Linked DNA regions of Homo sapiens: region 2 is linked to region 1. Evidence: read pairs that join two places in POLR2A ChIA-PET (ENCODE). Cell type or tissue: CD4-positive, alpha-beta T cell. All regions are shown on one strand. Each heading gives the region's core, and the rest is flanking DNA. Links, peaks and the distances in the headings are about the cores only.

Region 1 (9,000 bases), core at 4,001-9,000:
CCTGCACTCAAAGAGCTCTCGGATTCATCAACAAATTATTGTGCAGTTAGATAGTAAGTGCTATAATCCAGGAATATACAGTGTTGTGTGAATAATGTGGAATCAGTTTATCTCCAGAGCAGAAAAAGGTGAAGGCCGAAGAAGGCATTCAGAGTGATACTGGAGCTGTGTAGCAGGGGCTACTACTGTTCCCTCAAATCCTTTCTTCTCTTCTTCCTGAGTAATAGAGTCCTTTTTCAGCTAGGCATACAGCCATCCAAAATAAAAACTATATTTCCCAGCCTCCTTTTCAGCTAAGTGTAGCCATGTGACTAAGTTGTGGCCAATGGGATGTCAGTACAAGTGGTAATGGCAATATCTGGGATGTGTCTTTAAAAGGAAGGAACATGTCCTTCTCCTTTTCCTCCTTCCTGTTCCCTGGGAGGTGAACTTGGTAGCTGGAGGTGAAGCAGCTGGAACTTGGATATGAGCGTCTTGTTGATGATAATAGTGCAACAAGATAAAAGCAGCCCGAGCTGGCCTACATTTACATGAGAAGGAAATAAGACTCCATTTTGTTTAAGCTATTCTCTTGCATATATATATACACATATATATCAGCTAAGTGTAGCCATGTGACTAACTTGTGGCCAATGGGATGTCAGTATGAGTGGTAAGAGCAGTATCTTGTATATATATATGTGTATATATACACACACACATATATATACATATATGTATGCAAGAATATAAAATATACATGTGTGTGTGTATATATATACACACATATATATGTCCCTTGCAGCCAAGTCTAATTCTAACTAATACAAACTAACTCTAAAAAATGAATATATATTCACCAGGGGATAGGCTATTTCAAGCAGAGGGAAGCCTGTATAAAGGCTCAGGGAATGCCGTGGTTTTATGTGGCAGCAGATGAGACTGGAAATGAGTCAGGATGAGCCACAGTGGAGGATGAATTAAATGGGCAGGAGTGTGGTAGAAAGACCTGTTGGAGGCTATGAATGCAATCAAGGTGACAGACAACTGGTGCAATGATGGTAGTGGAAATGGAGGAGAGGGGATTGATTCAAGATGCATTTAGGACCAAGAATCGGGAGCTTGTGAACGTGTGTATGAGTACTGTAGACGGAGTGGGTGTGTCATCAGAGAAGATCTGAGCATTTGGGCTTGCTCTCCTCAGAGGCCCTGCGAGTGGAGTTCAGCTTTTCCTCATGGGGCAAATCTCACTTTCGCTCCAGTTCCTGGGGCTCAGAGTCCCTGGCCCAGATGCCTCTTGCCATCTCATCTTCACCCTGCCTGGCTTCCCTTGCTTGTTCCAGGATTGTTTCATAAAGAGGGATGTGGTTGGTCTTTAACCCTATGAATGCTGGCTGAGGATGCCTGCGGAACCTGTAGTGAAGCTTTCAGGGGCTGCTCGGGTTCTGGCTGGTAGGTGAACACTGTCCATCTTGCCGGCTGGGACACAGTGACTCTGGGTAGTTGTGTAAGAGAGGGGCCCTTGGCAGACAAACAGGTTCTTCTCTGTTGGTGGGCCAGCCAGCAGGTCAGTGGGAAGGTTAAAGGTCATGGGGTTTGGGAGAAACTGGGTGAGGAGTTCAGCCCCATCCCCCGTAAAGCTCCTGGGAAGCACTTCTCTACTGGGGCAGCCCCTGATACCAGGGCACTCATTAACCCTCTGGGTGCCAGGGAAAGGGCAGGAGGTGAGTGCTGGGAGGCAGCTGAGGTCAACTTCTTTTGAACTTCCACGTGGTATTTACTCAGAGCAATTGGTGCCAGAGGCTCAGGGCCCTGGAGTATAAAGCAGAATGTCTGCTCTCTGTGCCCAGACGTGAGCAGGTGAGCAGCTGGGGCAGAGGGATGGGGGTCACAGTCCTAAGGGAGGGCATTGCAGGTGGCCTCAGGGGAGAGCCTGGGGTGGCCCCTAAGACGTCCTCTTGGAACATTTTGGCAGAGTTGCCTCTTCGCCCTCATTATGGCTCAGTTTTTCCACCATGAAATGGGAGGGAGGGAGACAGGTGGGCAGGGGAGAGGTGGTAGAAGTGGCCTAGAGAACTGTTCCTGGGGTCTGGGACCTTTGCGAAGGGGTTAGAGCACCACGCTCCCTGCTATGTGACTGAGGTAGCAAGAGCACGCCCTCTTCCCATGTCTGAGGAAGACACCCTAGCCTCCTTGACTCACCTAGGTCAGTCCTCTTGAGCCCCAACAGCTCTGTGCTCCCCAGCCCAAGGAAGGGGTAACAGGATTTCGGGCAGTTGCCCCTGCAGAGGCCCCCTGGGCAAGTCCCCTGCGCCATGTCCCTTCGTCTCCTTCTTCCCCTAACCAGGCCTCCCTCCACCTGTCTTCTCAGAGCAGGTAATGGCAAGCATGGCTGCCGTGCTCACCTGGGCTCTGGCTCTTCTTTCAGGTGGGTCTCCGACCCTGACTTCAACGTGGGGGTGTGGGTGGAGGCTGGCCAGAGGGCCCTGTCCACCCTGGGGGAGGAGAGCCCAGGCCCTGATTACCTAGTCCCTCTCCACAGCGTTTTCGGCCACCCAGGCACGGAAAGGCTTCTGGGACTACTTCAGCCAGACCAGCGGGGACAAAGGCAGGGTGGAGCAGATCCATCAGCAGAAGATGGCTCGCGAGCCCGCGTGAGTGCCCAGGGGAAGGGGTGTAGGCGAAGGGAGGAGACAGCTGGGCCATGCCATGATGACCTGCCTCTGCTGCCTCAACCTCTGTGGCCGCTGCTGGGACAGAGGAAAGGAGCGGTGCTAGCTCTGTCTGCAGATCCCGGCCATCCTGGGCTCTTTAGCGCCCTCTGCCTGCAGCCCCCGCCTTGACAACTCCGTAGCTGTTGCCCCCTTGCTCACTGAGGCGCGGGACCTGGGATCAATCGGGAGGACGCCCGCTGCAGTCCCCAGAATCAAAGGATGATGTGGCGCATCTATGTTTCTTTGGAGAGTGTTGTAGGTCTGGATTTGTATGGGCAATGTGTTTGTGCTTCGTGCGTGAGTTGTTACTGGCCAGGGCTAGGACAAGAGCCCTCGACCCTGGGGCCAACGCCCTGCGTCCTTGGTTCCCCCAGAGGATCAGTGCGCGATGACTTGGGGACAAAGGAGATGATGGAGGCTAGCAGTCTGACGGCCTGGATATCTGTCCCCTTCTCCAGGACCCTGAAAGACAGCCTTGAGCAAGACCTCAACAATATGAACAAGTTCCTGGAAAAGCTGAGGCCTCTGAGTGGGAGCGAGGCTCCTCGGCTCCCACAGGACCCGGTGGGCATGCGGCGGCAGCTGCAGGAGGAGTTGGAGGAGGTGAAGGCTCGCCTCCAGCCCTACATGGCAGAGGCGCACGAGCTGGTGGGCTGGAATTTGGAGGGCTTGCGGCAGCAACTGAAGCCCTACACGATGGATCTGATGGAGCAGGTGGCCCTGCGCGTGCAGGAGCTGCAGGAGCAGTTGCGCGTGGTGGGGGAAGACACCAAGGCCCAGTTGCTGGGGGGCGTGGACGAGGCTTGGGCTTTGCTGCAGGGACTGCAGAGCCGCGTGGTGCACCACACCGGCCGCTTCAAAGAGCTCTTCCACCCATACGCCGAGAGCCTGGTGAGCGGCATCGGGCGCCACGTGCAGGAGCTGCACCGCAGTGTGGCTCCGCACGCCCCCGCCAGCCCCGCGCGCCTCAGTCGCTGCGTGCAGGTGCTCTCCCGGAAGCTCACGCTCAAGGCCAAGGCCCTGCACGCACGCATCCAGCAGAACCTGGACCAGCTGCGCGAAGAGCTCAGCAGAGCCTTTGCAGGCACTGGGACTGAGGAAGGGGCCGGCCCGGACCCCCAGATGCTCTCCGAGGAGGTGCGCCAGCGACTTCAGGCTTTCCGCCAGGACACCTACCTGCAGATAGCTGCCTTCACTCGCGCCATCGACCAGGAGACTGAGGAGGTCCAGCAGCAGCTGGCGCCACCTCCACCAGGCCACAGTGCCTTCGCCCCAGAGTTTCAACAAACAGACAGTGGCAAGGTTCTGAGCAAGCTGCAGGCCCGTCTGGATGACCTGTGGGAAGACATCACTCACAGCCTTCATGACCAGGGCCACAGCCATCTGGGGGACCCCTGAGGATCTACCTGCCCAGGCCCATTCCCAGCTCCTTGTCTGGGGAGCCTTGGCTCTGAGCCTCTAGCATGGTTCAGTCCTTGAAAGTGGCCTGTTGGGTGGAGGGTGGAAGGTCCTGTGCAGGACAGGGAGGCCACCAAAGGGGCTGCTGTCTCCTGCACATCCAGCCTCCTGCGACTCCCCAATCTGGATGCATTACATTCACCAGGCTTTGCAAACCCAGCCTCCCAGTGCTCATTTGGGAATGCTCATGAGTTACTCCATTCAAGGGTGAGGGAGTAGGGAGGGAGAGGCACCATGCATGTGGGTGATTATCTGCAAGCCTGTTTGCCGTGATGCTGGAAGCCTGTGCCACTACATCCTGGAGTTTGGCTCTAGTCACTTCTGGCTGCCTGGTGGCCACTGCTACAGCTGGTCCACAGAGAGGAGCACTTGTCTCCCCAGGGCTGCCATGGCAGCTATCAGGGGAATAGAAGGGAGAAAGAGAATATCATGGGGAGAACATGTGATGGTGTGTGAATATCCCTGCTGGCTCTGATGCTGGTGGGTACGAAAGGTGTGGGCTGTGATAGGAGAGGGCAGAGCCCATGTTTCCTGACATAGCTCTACACCTAAATAAGGGACTGAACCCTCCCAACTGTGGGAGCTCCTTAAACCCTCTGGGGAGCATACTGTGTGCTCTCCCCATCTCCAGCCCCTCCCTCTGGGTTCCCAAGTTGAAGCCTAGACTTCTGGCTCAAATGAAATAGATGTTTATGATAGAAGTTTGCCTGGCGTGACTCTCATTTGGACCATGTCTGAAAGCAGTGGCCTCACCACTATCCCCAAAGCACACCCATCACCCACTCCATTCCCTTGCTGCTCTTTCTCATCCACCCACTCCCAGTCCAGGTCTGTCAAAGGGGGTCTGGCTGGGCTCTGCTTCAGGGATCCTGGCTAGACAACGGCTGTCTGTCACACCTGGCAGGAGGGCCTGGGTTACGGGCCCTTCCTCTGCACCTGCACTGTTCACTAGCCTGCTCCCCCACAGGACACTGTGCATGGAATGCAGGCTGTGTCTGGAAGAGCTGTGGCCCTGGTGGACCTAAGATTCCTGAGGTGGGCTGCCTCCTTTGTTCCTGCTGTTCTAGAGTTTGAATGGCCTCTTTTTATGCCGGACTCTCTTCTGGGGACTCCCCTCACTCAGGGGCACCAATGCTCCCTATAGATCCCCTGGGAACTGAAACTGGGGTGTGGTGGAGGACGTGGAAAGGGTAAACACAGCTCCTTGTCTTTGGACTTCCCTGTCCGGCCCCCTTTCCTCCCAGCTCAGCCTACTGTCCCCGGGTTCTCAGCACCTGCCTGCTCCCCAACCCCATAGCACAGACCCCACACATATGTAGGCTCATCATGCCTGCAGGCTGGTCTTCCCTGACACCGTGGATTTTGACAATGTTGGCAACAGAACTGGGTTGTGGACCCAGCACCTGGAGAGAGGAAGTGCTAGAAAGGTAGAAATAATAAAAGGTGTTTTTGTTGTTGTTAGGAAACTGGAAAAGCATAGGTCAAGGGCTATGATGGGGATGAGGAGGTAGGAGTGAAAATGAGGGCTGTGTACTTGAGGCTGGGATTGGGGAAGGTAGTGATGAGGACAGAATAGGGAGTGGGAAGAACAGAAAGGGACAGAGGGATTCAGGGATTGTGAGAGAGGGGAAGAGGCTGAGCCACCCGGAGGGGCGACCTAGCACGCAAGCAGTATGTGGCCCAACACTGGAACCAAGCAGCCCGGCTCCGGGCGCACCTTCTCAGGGATTCCTCAGGGACAAGTCCAGCCCCTTGTCGTCAAGGCTCTTGTAGACCGACGTAGGGACCAATAGAACCCCGTGCGGTGGAGCTATTGTGAAGGAGCAAAAAAGTGCCCTGGTTCTAAGAGGACGTCTTAGGGGAAGTGACGGCTGAGTTGAGGTGGATCCGGCTGGCGATGTAAGGTTCGAGCCATATAAACCCGGGAACCGGGAGCCCTTGACGACATTGTTCCCCGAGTGCCCGGAGTCTGCGGCTTTTTTTGGGGTGGTGGCAGCTGGCGGAAGTGACGGGAGAGGGGTGGGGCCGCGAGAGCGGCGGAAGTAGGAAGCCGAGGTCTGAATTGCGCGTGGTGGCCATGGCGGCCAGCGGGGCTGTGGAACCAGGGCCCCCGGGGGCTGCCGTCGCCCCGTCGCCCGCCCCGGCCCCGCCGCCTGCCCCTGATCACCTGTTCCGGCCCATCAGCGCCGAGGACGAGGAGCAGCAGCCCACCGAGATCGAGTCGCTATGCATGAACTGTTACTGCAATGTGAGGCGGGGGCGCGGCCGCGAGCGGCGGGTGGGTAGGGCTTGTGCCGGGACGAGCCGGGGGTCAGACCCAGCCAGGTGGGCCCGGCCGGGGACCCCGAGGAGCGCCCGGAGATAGTAGGGCGGGGAAAGGGAGTTTCATTGATTTTTTTCCTTAGCTACTTTCTACTTCACCAGGGCATGACGCGCCTCCTGCTCACCAAGATTCCCTTCTTCAGAGAAATAATAGTGAGCTCCTTTTCCTGCGAGCACTGTGGCTGGAACAACACGGAGATCCAGTCGGCAGGCAGGATCCAGGACCAGGGAGTGCGCTACACTTTGTCTGTCAGGGCTCTGGAGGTGAGAGGACCTCAGAGCAGGTACCTCAGTATTCTAGAGAGAGATTCGGTACTGGGGTCAGAGCTCTGGTCCAGGCGGTCGGATCTTAAATAAATCCCCCTATGTCTCCTAGCCTTAGTTTCTTTTGTAAAATGGTACTGGTGTTGTCATCAGCTCAAGTGAGATAAGATTTGTGAAAATGCTTTGTAAATGTTGTCTGAGGGTATGAAATGAGCAGTAGTTGTTATGAATAGTATTCTCACCATTTGGACAGCCTGGCTCACACCACCTGTACTATTCGAAAGGAGCAGTCTGGACCCTGTGGAGTGGCGAGAGGGAGAGACAGCTGGGCTGCGGTCTGATGGAAGGGGACGGTCTGGTTATTACTTGAGGAGAAGCTGTTCTGCAGTCTCTTTGTACTGAACGTATTCTTTTCTTCCCAGGACATGAACAGAGAAGTGGTGAAGACTGACTCTGCTGCCACAAGGATTCCTGAGCTAGATTTTGAAATTCCTGCCTTTAGCCAGAAAGGAGGTAAGTTTAAGATCAGAGTATTTGGGCTGTTCGCATGTAGCTAGAATCTTACCCTCTTTCTTGCAAAACCCCCTGGTGCCAGGTCTAGTGGTTTGTGTATGGGTTCTACCATGTAATCATTGTGATCTTCATTAGTTAATCATGAGTGGAAAGCTTAGGTAAAACAGCTCGAGATGGTAGAAAGTAATGGTAATACCATAGTGTGTTTATTGTAGAATTTTAGCATCACTATTATCAGACATGAATGGAACCTTGCACCTGGCCTTCTCATTTTACAGATGAGGAAATTAAGACCCAGAGAGTTCAAGTGAATTGCCCAGGGTCATACAGGGACTTGATAGCAGAGCTGAGGCTAAGTCACACTTGTCTTTTGTTCTTGTTCACAAGCTCTGACCACTGTTGAAGGATTGATCACCCGTGCTATCTCTGGCCTGGAGCAGGACCAGCCTGCACGAAGGGTAAGCTGGGGTTTTCTGATTGTAGCAGCTCAAGGAATAATTGCTTATATAGAGTGTCCCATGTGTCTGAAGAGTCTCTGACTAAGTGTTGGAAACTTGCTGGGTAAGCATATGGTGGTGCTGGAGCTGCTAGAATGTTGCATATGTTATAATTATTGTCTTTTCCACTTCCCTCCCTCAGTATATATTCAGGCCTCATCAGACAATATAACATTACCTCTGAAGAGCCTTTCCTAATCCCCTTGGGTTATCTGTGTTTCCTGAGTATTCCACTGCATCTTATATTTATTATGACAGAAGTAATATATTATAGCTGCATCTTTAGTTATTTGTCTCCTTAATTGGTTGGGGAGTCCCATGAGAGGACTGATATATATACTATTATATCTCTAACGTGGCATGAGTGCCTGGGCTAAATGGTTGAATGAGTGAGAAAAAGGAGGCTCACCTGTCACCACCCGTCAACTTCAGGCTTGTTTGCTACATCTCATTGTGAAGCCTGAGTCACTCTGTTTCCACTCACACTGAGATAGGTGGTGACTTCCTAATGGAAGTAACATGGGCATGACAAGGGGCAGGGCATAAGGTACACCACCAGGGCTGATGCTTTACTCTCTGTTCATGGCAGGCAAACAAAGATGCTACAGCTGAAAGAATTGATGAGTTCATTGTCAAACTGAAGGAGCTAAAGCAAGTAGCCTCCCCTTTCACTCTGGTGAGTATTGAGAGGCTGGAGTTGCCCTTGATTAGGGGAGGAGGGACCATTAAGACTGCTGGGATTTTCCACTGTGATGCCTGCGTGGTCTGATAGTAGGTGATGTAGGATTGTTTATGATTTTCTTTTGCAGTGACTCTCTCTTCTCCCATTTGTTAGATCATTGATGATCCCTCAGGGAACAGTTTTGTGGAAAACCCACATGCTCCTCAGAAAGATGATGCCCTGGTGATCACACACTACAACCGGACCCGACAGCAGGAAGAGATGCTGGGGCTTCAAGTAAGTGGACTGAAGGATCCAGAAGAATGCTCTGGAATTATCGCGCACTCTGGATTGCTTGGAGTCAGTGGAACTTATTTTGCTGCTGCTGCTCTGTGTGCCCTATCTCAGCTTGTTTGTGCTTCTCATCTTGCTTATGTCCAGGACTTGGGTAAACTTCACAGAAAGGATGGCAGTGGCTGTGATCCTATCTTAAGTCCTGTTCTTCCTTTGGTTGGGGCTTTACTTTGTGGTTTCTCTAACTGATGAGGTGGCACCTGACATAACTGATGAGGTGGCACCTGAGCATTTCTCC
Region 2 (7,972 bases), core at 2,706-7,705, 390 kb before region 1:
CAGCCACCTGCAGCACTCACACGTGACTGCTTGAGACACCAGCACTGACAGGGTTTTCTGGCGGTGCCCTTGATCGACCGGTTCATCTGGAAGTAAAATGTCAAAGTGGTAAACTAGTTGCCTGGAGCTTGGCTAGAGTCAGTGGGATCAGGCCTTTGAGAGACTGGAGCCAAAAACCCATGTCCTATCAGGTCCACCAATCAGCCACGCAGGCTCTTCTTGCTCCCAGAAAGTGACCAAGACCTCCCCATCCCTAGCCAGGCCCAGGGCACAAAATGTACCTTCTGCGAAGGGGTAGAAAGGCAGGGAGCCCCCGCAGGCTTGGTCTTCGGTCTTCACCACCACCACCACATAAAAGCTGTTGCTGGGGAAGTCTTTGCGCTGCAGGATGATGATGATAAATATCTTCTTCATCATCATCATCATCATTCTTTTCTAAATACTTGTTCTGGGGCCAGACATTATGCTAAATTCTTCATAGATATATTTTACTTAATCCTCACAAGATTTTTTTTTTTTTTGAGACGGAGTTTCACTCCTATTGCCTAGGCTGGAGTGCCATGGCATGATCTCAGCTCACTGCAACCTCCGCCTCCCGGGTTCAAACAATTCTCCTGCTTCAACCTCCCAAGTAGCTGGGATTACAGGCGTCCATCACCACGCCCAGCTAATTTTTATGTTTTTAGTAGAGATGGGGTTTCACCATGTTGGCCAGGCTGGTCTTGAACGCCTGATCTCAGGTGATCTGCCCGCCTCAGCCTCCCGAAGTGTGGGATTACAGGCGTGAGCCACTGCGCCTGACCTTTTTTTTCTTGAGACAGAGTTTCACTCCTTTTGCCCAGGCTGGAGTGCAGTGGTGTGATCTCGGCTCACTGCAACCTCTGTCTCCCAGGTTCAAGTGATTCTCCTGACTCAGCCTCCCGAGTAGCTGGGATTACAGGCATGCGCCACCATGCCCAGCTAATTTTTCGTATTTTTAGTAGAGACGGGGTTTCAGCCTGTTGGCCAGGCTGGTCTTGAACTCCTGATCTCAGGTGATCCGCCCACCTCGGCCTCCCAAAGTGCTGGGATTACAGGAATGAGCCACCGCGCTCAGCCCTCTTATTGTTACAATGAATGAAGTAGGTATGACAGCCAGAAGGGGGTACTCTACTCTTTCCCATCCCCAAGAGCAACTGGGATTATGGTACAACTCTCATATATATCAGGGGACTCAAAGTCACAGGGACTGGAAGGCCAAAGACTCAGTCGTGTGTAGGATAGGAATGGGCAGAGGAAGAAGAGCTCAAGTTTGGAAAGCTACACAGCTTATCGCCCAGCCACACCTCCCACGTGGCCACATGCATTTCCTACCTGTACGGTGATGGCCGCCTTCTTGGTCATCGTCTGGTACATGCCGATGAAGGCTACGTTGTTGTCCAGGTCATAGACAGGACACTGCAGAGGGGCGGGAGAGGCAGATGGATGGGAACCTGGCCTGCCCCTCTCTTTAGCAGCCCTGCTGCCTGCTGGGGAAGAGCAAAAGGGCAGGCAACTCACCAGCACATCCTGAATGGAGATGACTGAGCAGGGGAAGGCCTTGTTGGAGGTCACCTTGACAATTACCGAGTCCACGCCTTCAGGGAACTCATACTTGAAGTACTGAGGGTGCAGGAAGGAAGGGAGAGCCCCATCTCATGAGGATGCTCTCTTGGCCCCTCTAGAAGGGAATAGTCCCCTATAAGCGAGGACCCAGAATCCTCTGAGGGGTGGGCAGTGGAGGCTCTCCGAGGAGACAGGCCTTGATCACAGCAGCCCCTTTCTCTGTATACCATTCCCTTCAACCTCAGCAGGGCACTCAGCAGAATGCCAGAGAGGCAACCAGACTCCATGTCTCTGTACAGTCCCATGCTGTCTGTCCCTCACCATGTCAGGGCCAGAGCTCCTGTTTCCAGAGAGCCCTCCATGGAGAAAACAGCCAATTCAAAAGGCCAAGCAAAGACCGCTGGCCACTCCCATTCTCATATTCAAGCTCCCCCATTTCTCCTCTCGAGCAATCAACAGGGAGATGTTACCTGGGGCTGTGCTGCTGTGGTATTGAAGCTGAACTGCTCCCCAGTCCTGCAGGGCAGAGAAGAGCCCCCACCAGTCACCCCCGGAGCCTGGGGAAGAACCAGCCCCCGTGGTCCCCTCACTCTACCCTGCAGACCTGAGCACAAAATCGTCCATGCGGCTGACCCGGAGCTGGTATGTGGTGTTGACTGGTGACAGGGTGGACACATCCACGTAGAAGAACTGAATCTCCGACTCATTCTTGGTGGGGGGCTGACACAGGGTTCGTTCCACTTTTTGGTAGAGGTACTTGCGCTGAAACCTATGGCCCGAAGCAGGGAGATAGGATGTGAGCACTGTCCCAGCCGGCCTGCCCCTCCAGAGGAGCGAGGCCCCACCTCGCCCCGTCTGGTCTCCACCACCTCCCTGCGAGGTGCACAAGCTCCCGGCTGGTGGGACTCGGCCCTTGTGCTGTTGACCAGCCTCCCAGCCCAGGGAAAGGGGAGGAGAAATGGGGGGGCTCCTGGTTGAGGCTCCAGCCAAGGACTGGCCTAGGCTGCCCCGCTTCCCTGATGCCCAGATCCTACTCACATCCCTCGCAGGATTAGGGGCACCTGGAAGGACACCACAGCCTCCTTCTGGCGGACCACAAACAGCAACGGCGCCCCCTTCTGCTTGTTCAGGACGTTCACAGACACACGCACGCCCTCTGTCTGCAGAACGACATGGAAATGCCTCTCAAGCCTCTGCCACCAGGGACACGTGGCTCCAGAGACTATGAGCCCTGCCCTCCTTCATGCCAGCTACTTTGGTCTTTCTCCATCTTGGTCGGGCCAGGGAGTCATCTCTGCCTCTTCTTCTGCCAGAACAACCCCCAGACTCCAGGAAAGACCTGTGCTGAGTGCAGCTCCTGGCCGGCAGACATGTGCAGGGCAGCAGGACCCAAGCAACCGCAGGGTCTCACCCTCTGCCAGGAAACACGGTGGAGGCCTTGCGAGTCTCCAGGATACCCCATTCCTATCCATGTGCACAGGATGCACAGGCCTGCACACACAAACGTGTACACACGCCCCCACACACGAAGACACAGGAGAACAAGAAGTGCTCCTCAACCTTCCTGTGAGCCAGGAAGCCAGCAGGAAGCTCTAGTTAACAGCTAACCTGGGGCCAGAGCCCAGAGGAGTTGAGGAGGGGTAGGTATTGAAGGCCATGTTGTATCCTTAGCTCCCACCAAGGGACAGGGCTGTGGAGAAGTCACTTTACTTCTCTAAGCCTCAACTTCTCCCTCTATAAAATGACAGCCGGGTGCGGTGACTCACGCTTGTAGCACTTTGGGAGGCCAAGGCAGGAGGATCATCTGAGGTCAGGAGTTTGAGACCAGCCTGGCCAACATGGTGAAGCCCCATCTCTACTAAAAATACAAAAATTAGCTGGGTATGGTGGCAGGCGCCTGTAATCTCAACTACTTGGGAGGCTGAGGCAGGAGAATCGCTTGAACCGGGAAGGCGGAGGTTGCAGTGAGCTGAGATCACAAAACTGCACTTCAGCCTGGGCAACAGAGTGAGACTGGTCTCAAAAAAAAAAAAAAAAAAAAAAAGATAAAGTGATCTTCACCCTTGGAGCTATGAAGGAACATATATAAACAATGGGAGCTTAAAGGAAAAATAAAACCAAATCGATCTTGGAATGCTTGTTATTGGGCTGCTGAAACCCAAGCCCTAGGGCAGCATTTCCCAAAAGAGTAAAAACCACAGCTCTCCAGTGCCTTTAGATATGGGAAAAAAGGAAGAAAGGACTCTAAGCAGAAAGAGATCAAACTTCAGAGAACCAGGCACTGGGGGCAGATCCTGGCCTGCCACAGAAACCAAACCACTCCCCGTTCTGAAAAAAAATCAGATTCCCCATTCTCAACTCCATTGCTTCTCAGTAAACGGCAGTCATGGAGAGAGAGCAAGAGACCCGGGCACGAGACCACACAGCCAGGTTGCAAGAATTCTCCCAATCTCAGCTCTGCCTGGGGTCTAGACTTCCCACACTAGCTGTGTCTATTTCAACTCAGGGACTCACAGCTGGTGAAGAAACCAAAGAGAAGTCAGGGTGAAGTGGATTTTTCACAGTGGACAAATTCCCCTTCTCTTCCCACCCAACTTGCAGTTGGCCTTATAAAACCTCTGTCACCCTCAATTTACAAGGCCAGCTGGCTCTCCCAGGCAGGAAGAGGGCTGGGAAGCCCTGCATTCATCTCCCTGGGGAGTCTGAGATGTAACTTGCCTGCACAGAGCTTTTCAGTTCTGGGCCAGTCTCATTCCCCTGAGGTTTTCTGGGCAAGCCCAGTAATAAGCCTGTTTCCTCTCCCACCGAGACCCCACAGAGCTGTCAGATTCTGGGGTTTAGGGTAGAGAGCAAGCCATGTGTGCTCAGACCACAACTGATGGAAGAATGGGGGCGGAAGAGAAGATGGGAATGAGCCAACTTCAAAAACTGCCCAGCTGGAGCTTCAGAGAAACATTGGTGGCAAAGGAAGGAGGACTGGTCAAGAGGCTCCAGTGTGGTTCTGGGAACTGGGAACCTAGCAGGACAGCTCGTTCCTGGGGCCTCCCAAAAGGGTAGCGGGGCGGCAGAATCGCCTAGCCCTCGTCGGCTTCCCCACTCGCCTCTGGCCCCTAAGCCCCCAGCCCTCACCCTGTTGCGGGTCACAGTATGGTTGAAGGTGTAGATGTTGACCAGCTCGCTGTTGACCTCGTCCACGTAGGTGCGCTCAAACTCGGCGTCTTTCTGCGAGACGTTCTTGGGCCCCAGAACCCCCAGATGGCTCTCGACCGAGGCCACCAAGAGCACCAAGAAGGGCAAGCCCAGAGCGAACATGGCCCCGGCAGGGCGGCAGTGGCAGCGGTGGTGGCGGCGGCGGCGGCGACAGGAGACAGGACACCTCCGGGACGGGTTGCGGCTGCGGCCGCAGCTTCCAGCATCTCACCAGGACCAGAACTTTAACCCCGGCCTGAGATTAGGAAATGTCCCCTCCCAAGAGCCCCGAAGAGGCTCCCAGGGTCCCCGCAGGGGAGGGGGCGGCCGGGAGGGGGCGGGGAGGGAGGGGATGCTGGCTACGGGAAGGGGTCCCAGCTCGCGAGGGGCTGAGTACGACCTGAGACCCTGGAGCCCCGGGCCAGGGCCGTGAGAAGGAGGGCGGCTGGTTGCCGGGAGCCTGGAGACGCCGGGAAAGGGGAGGGAGGAAGAGCCGGCGGCGGGGGCTGGCCGCGGAGGAAGGCGAGTCGCAGAGTGAGGGGCGTGATAGGTGGTAGCTACCCGACGCCGTGCTGGGCTGCGAGTTTTCCGAGGTGCGGGCCCTTTAAGGGCGGGCGGACGCGCCGTCCCGACGCACGAACACTGAAAAGTGAGCTGCGCCGCTGGGCGATAAACAGCAGGGCTGCTGGCCCGCCCGCTGACGTCAGGGGAAACTGACACAGATTTAAAGGACCAGGTCCCGCATTTGCCCTTAAAGGGGCTGCAGCTGTCTAGCTGAAGGGGAAAGCTTGCAATGCCTTCTCCAACTCCTACCCAACTCTCTCCCGTGATTTTCACCATCTCTGAAACTCACGTTGGAATAGGCAGATGTTTCTGTTAACAATCTCCAAGTGTTGGGTTCTTGCTGAACAACTCTTACATTTGCTCAAACATAAGGATTCCCCCACCCCCACCACCACCTTTACAACTAACATCGTCCAACCCTGGGCCACTTTTTCTCCGGGGATCTTAAAAAATGAAAAACTCGAAGGATTAGGAAACAGGACGGTGGCCCTACCGGCGGAGGGGAAACGGAGGCAGCACTGCAGGAGGAATCCCCATGCCTTTCCCACCTCCCTCTAGAGGGGCCACACAACTGCAGGGACGGCCTTCCGAGCTTTCCAAGCTTGCCGGGCTGTTTCCCCTCTTCTCTCAGAGACAGTTACAAAACTCATTGAAAGATACTGACCTTCAGTGTAAATTGGTGAAAACTTTTCTACAAAATATTTTGGCACTGTTTCAAGAAACTTAGAGAGCTTTATACCCTTTGATCCAGTAATTCCACTTCTGGACTCTATCCTAAGGAAATAGGAAGCACAGATAAAAATACCTGGGCAGCTACGCTTATCACTGTGATATTTATAATATAAAGCAAAAAGGAAATGACTTGGATATCCATAATGAGGGATTGGTTAAATGCACTATCATGAAGGCATCAAAAATGATGCTTAAGACTTCACAGGACACGTAAGCAGAGAATTCAGGATATGACACTAAATAAACAGTATATAGAGCCAGGTGCCGTGGCTCACACGTGTAATCCCAACACTTTGGGAGGCCAAGACAGGTAGATCACTTGAGGTCAGGAGTTCGAGACCAGCCATGGCCAACATGGTGAACCCCATCTCTACTATAAAAATACAAAATTAGTGGGGCGTGGTGACGCGTGCCTGTAATCCCAGCTACTGGGGAGGCTGAAGCAGGAGAATCGCTTAACTCTACCAGGCGGAGGTTGCAGTGAGCTGAGATCATGCTCCTGCACTCCAGCCTGGGCTGCAACAGAGCAAGACTCTGTCTCAAAAATAAATAAGTAAATAAAACCGTATATATTCCAAATGCATATAGACATGCATAGAAAAATAGAAAAAAATTGTACTAAACATTTAGCAATGTCTCCAGAAAGCAGGGCAAATTTTAAAAATAAAATTTAGCAGTAGTTATCTTTGAATTACAATTTTAAAAATAACACATATTGTATATCATTTTCCTTTAATTCTAAAAATATAGAGTAGTACCAAAAAATAAAAAATAATGGATTGTGAGTGGTTCTTAAATTTTATTTTTTATATTTAAAAAGATTTACAAATGTTCTACAATGTATATATATTTATATATTGCTTTTTTATCTGCCGGGGGGTGGAGACAGGGTCTCGCTCTGTTGCCCAGGTTGGAGTGCAGTGGCACAATCTCAGCTCATTGCAACCTCTGCCTCCTGGGTTCAAGCAATTCTCCTGCCTCAGTCTCCCGAGTAGCTGGGATTACAGGCCATGTGCCACCACGCCCAGCTAATTTTTGTATTTTTGGTAGAGACGGGGTTTCACCATATTGGTCAGGCTGGTCTCGAACTCCTGACCTCAGGTGATCCACCCACCTCAGTCTCCCAAAGTGCTGGGATTATAGGCATGAGCCACCATGCCTGGCCACATATATTGCATTTATAAGACAAATTAGACTTTTTTTTTTTTTTTTTTTTGAGATGGAGTCTCACTGTCACCCATGCTGGAGTACAGTGGTGTGATCTCAGCTCACTGCAATCTCCGCCTCCTGAGTTCAGGCGATGCTCCTGCCTCAGCCTCCCAAGTAGCTGGGACTACAGGCACCCGCCACCACACCCTGCTAATTTCTTGTATTTTTAGTAAAGCGGGGTTTCACCATATTGGTCAGGCTGATCTCGAACTCCTGACCTCGAGTGATCCACCCACCTAGGCTTCCCAAAGTGTTGGGATTACAGGCGTGAGCCACTGCGCCCGGCCAAATTAGACATGTTTAAAGGAAAAGAAATGTGGCCACCTCTGAAGCTGTCAGACATCCTAATAAAGCCACCCAGATCAGTGCCTTGTCAGAGTTCTCTCAGCTGGCAGGATTGCAGCAGTCTCAGCTCCCAGCCCTGCCCAACTATCTGGAGCCTTGTTCCAATGAAGACTATTTTACCTTATGATCAGTTAGTTATATTTACTCATTCCTGCAATAAATATTTAATAAGCATCCACGATGTGCCAGGTACTGTTGTAGTTATGCTGGGCAAATGGTGAGTGGAGGAATTAGTTTTGGCCCCTGTCCAAGCACAGCATACTTGAGGATGAAGACCAGAAGCAAGCTGCACCCCTTTTCCAAAGGGTTCACCAATTAGAAAGTCAGCTGGAAGATAACCTTATGGGTT

Evidence for each region. ChIA-PET counts read pairs that join two places held together with the same protein. Peaks named below come from ENCODE experiments on the same cell type or tissue, not always from the same donor. Only the 100,000 strongest peaks of a DNase experiment are listed, where the experiment ranks them.
Region 2: POLR2A ChIA-PET joins it to region 1 with 12 read pairs; 12 of 35 experiments call an interaction of 5 or more read pairs at or near these places.

The regions. Positions count from the first base shown.
Region 1 is chr11:116,785,219-116,794,218 of GRCh38, reverse strand. ZPR1 (ZPR1 zinc finger) reads left to right here and starts at 6,196. Exons shown (of 14, transcript NM_003904.5): 1 at 6,196-6,399; 2 at 6,576-6,737; 3 at 7,160-7,250; 4 at 7,638-7,708; 5 at 8,337-8,423; 6 at 8,583-8,705. The coding sequence starts at 6,229. APOA5 (apolipoprotein A5) reads left to right here and starts at 2,340. Exons shown (of 3, transcript NM_001371904.1): 1 at 2,340-2,407; 2 at 2,522-2,633; 3 at 3,152-4,852. The coding sequence starts at 2,359. The coding sequence ends at 4,091. RefSeq lists an enhancer at 5,894-6,173 and silencers at 5,986-6,209, 6,244-6,493. In CD4-positive, alpha-beta T cell, for the core only: no CTCF peak of the experiment used is centred there; a DNase peak (open chromatin) is centred at 6,158; H3K4me3 peaks cover 1,963 bases; H3K27ac peaks cover 1,103 bases.
Region 2 is chr11:117,176,188-117,184,159 of GRCh38, reverse strand. SIDT2 (SID1 transmembrane family member 2) reads right to left here and starts at 5,417. Exons shown (of 26, transcript NM_001040455.2): 1 at 4,714-5,417; 2 at 2,623-2,744; 3 at 2,189-2,353; 4 at 2,055-2,100; 5 at 1,540-1,641; 6 at 1,354-1,437; 7 at 282-381; 8 at 21-86. The coding sequence starts at 4,896. It also overlaps a transcript of PAFAH1B2 not described here. RefSeq lists silencers at 2,442-2,501, 5,109-5,318 and enhancers at 1,940-2,735, 2,972-3,031, 4,059-4,128. In CD4-positive, alpha-beta T cell, for the core only: a CTCF peak has its summit at 2,741 (motif pointing left); DNase peaks (open chromatin) are centred at 2,729, 4,919 and 5,429; H3K4me3 peaks cover 2,235 bases; H3K27ac peaks cover 1,038 bases.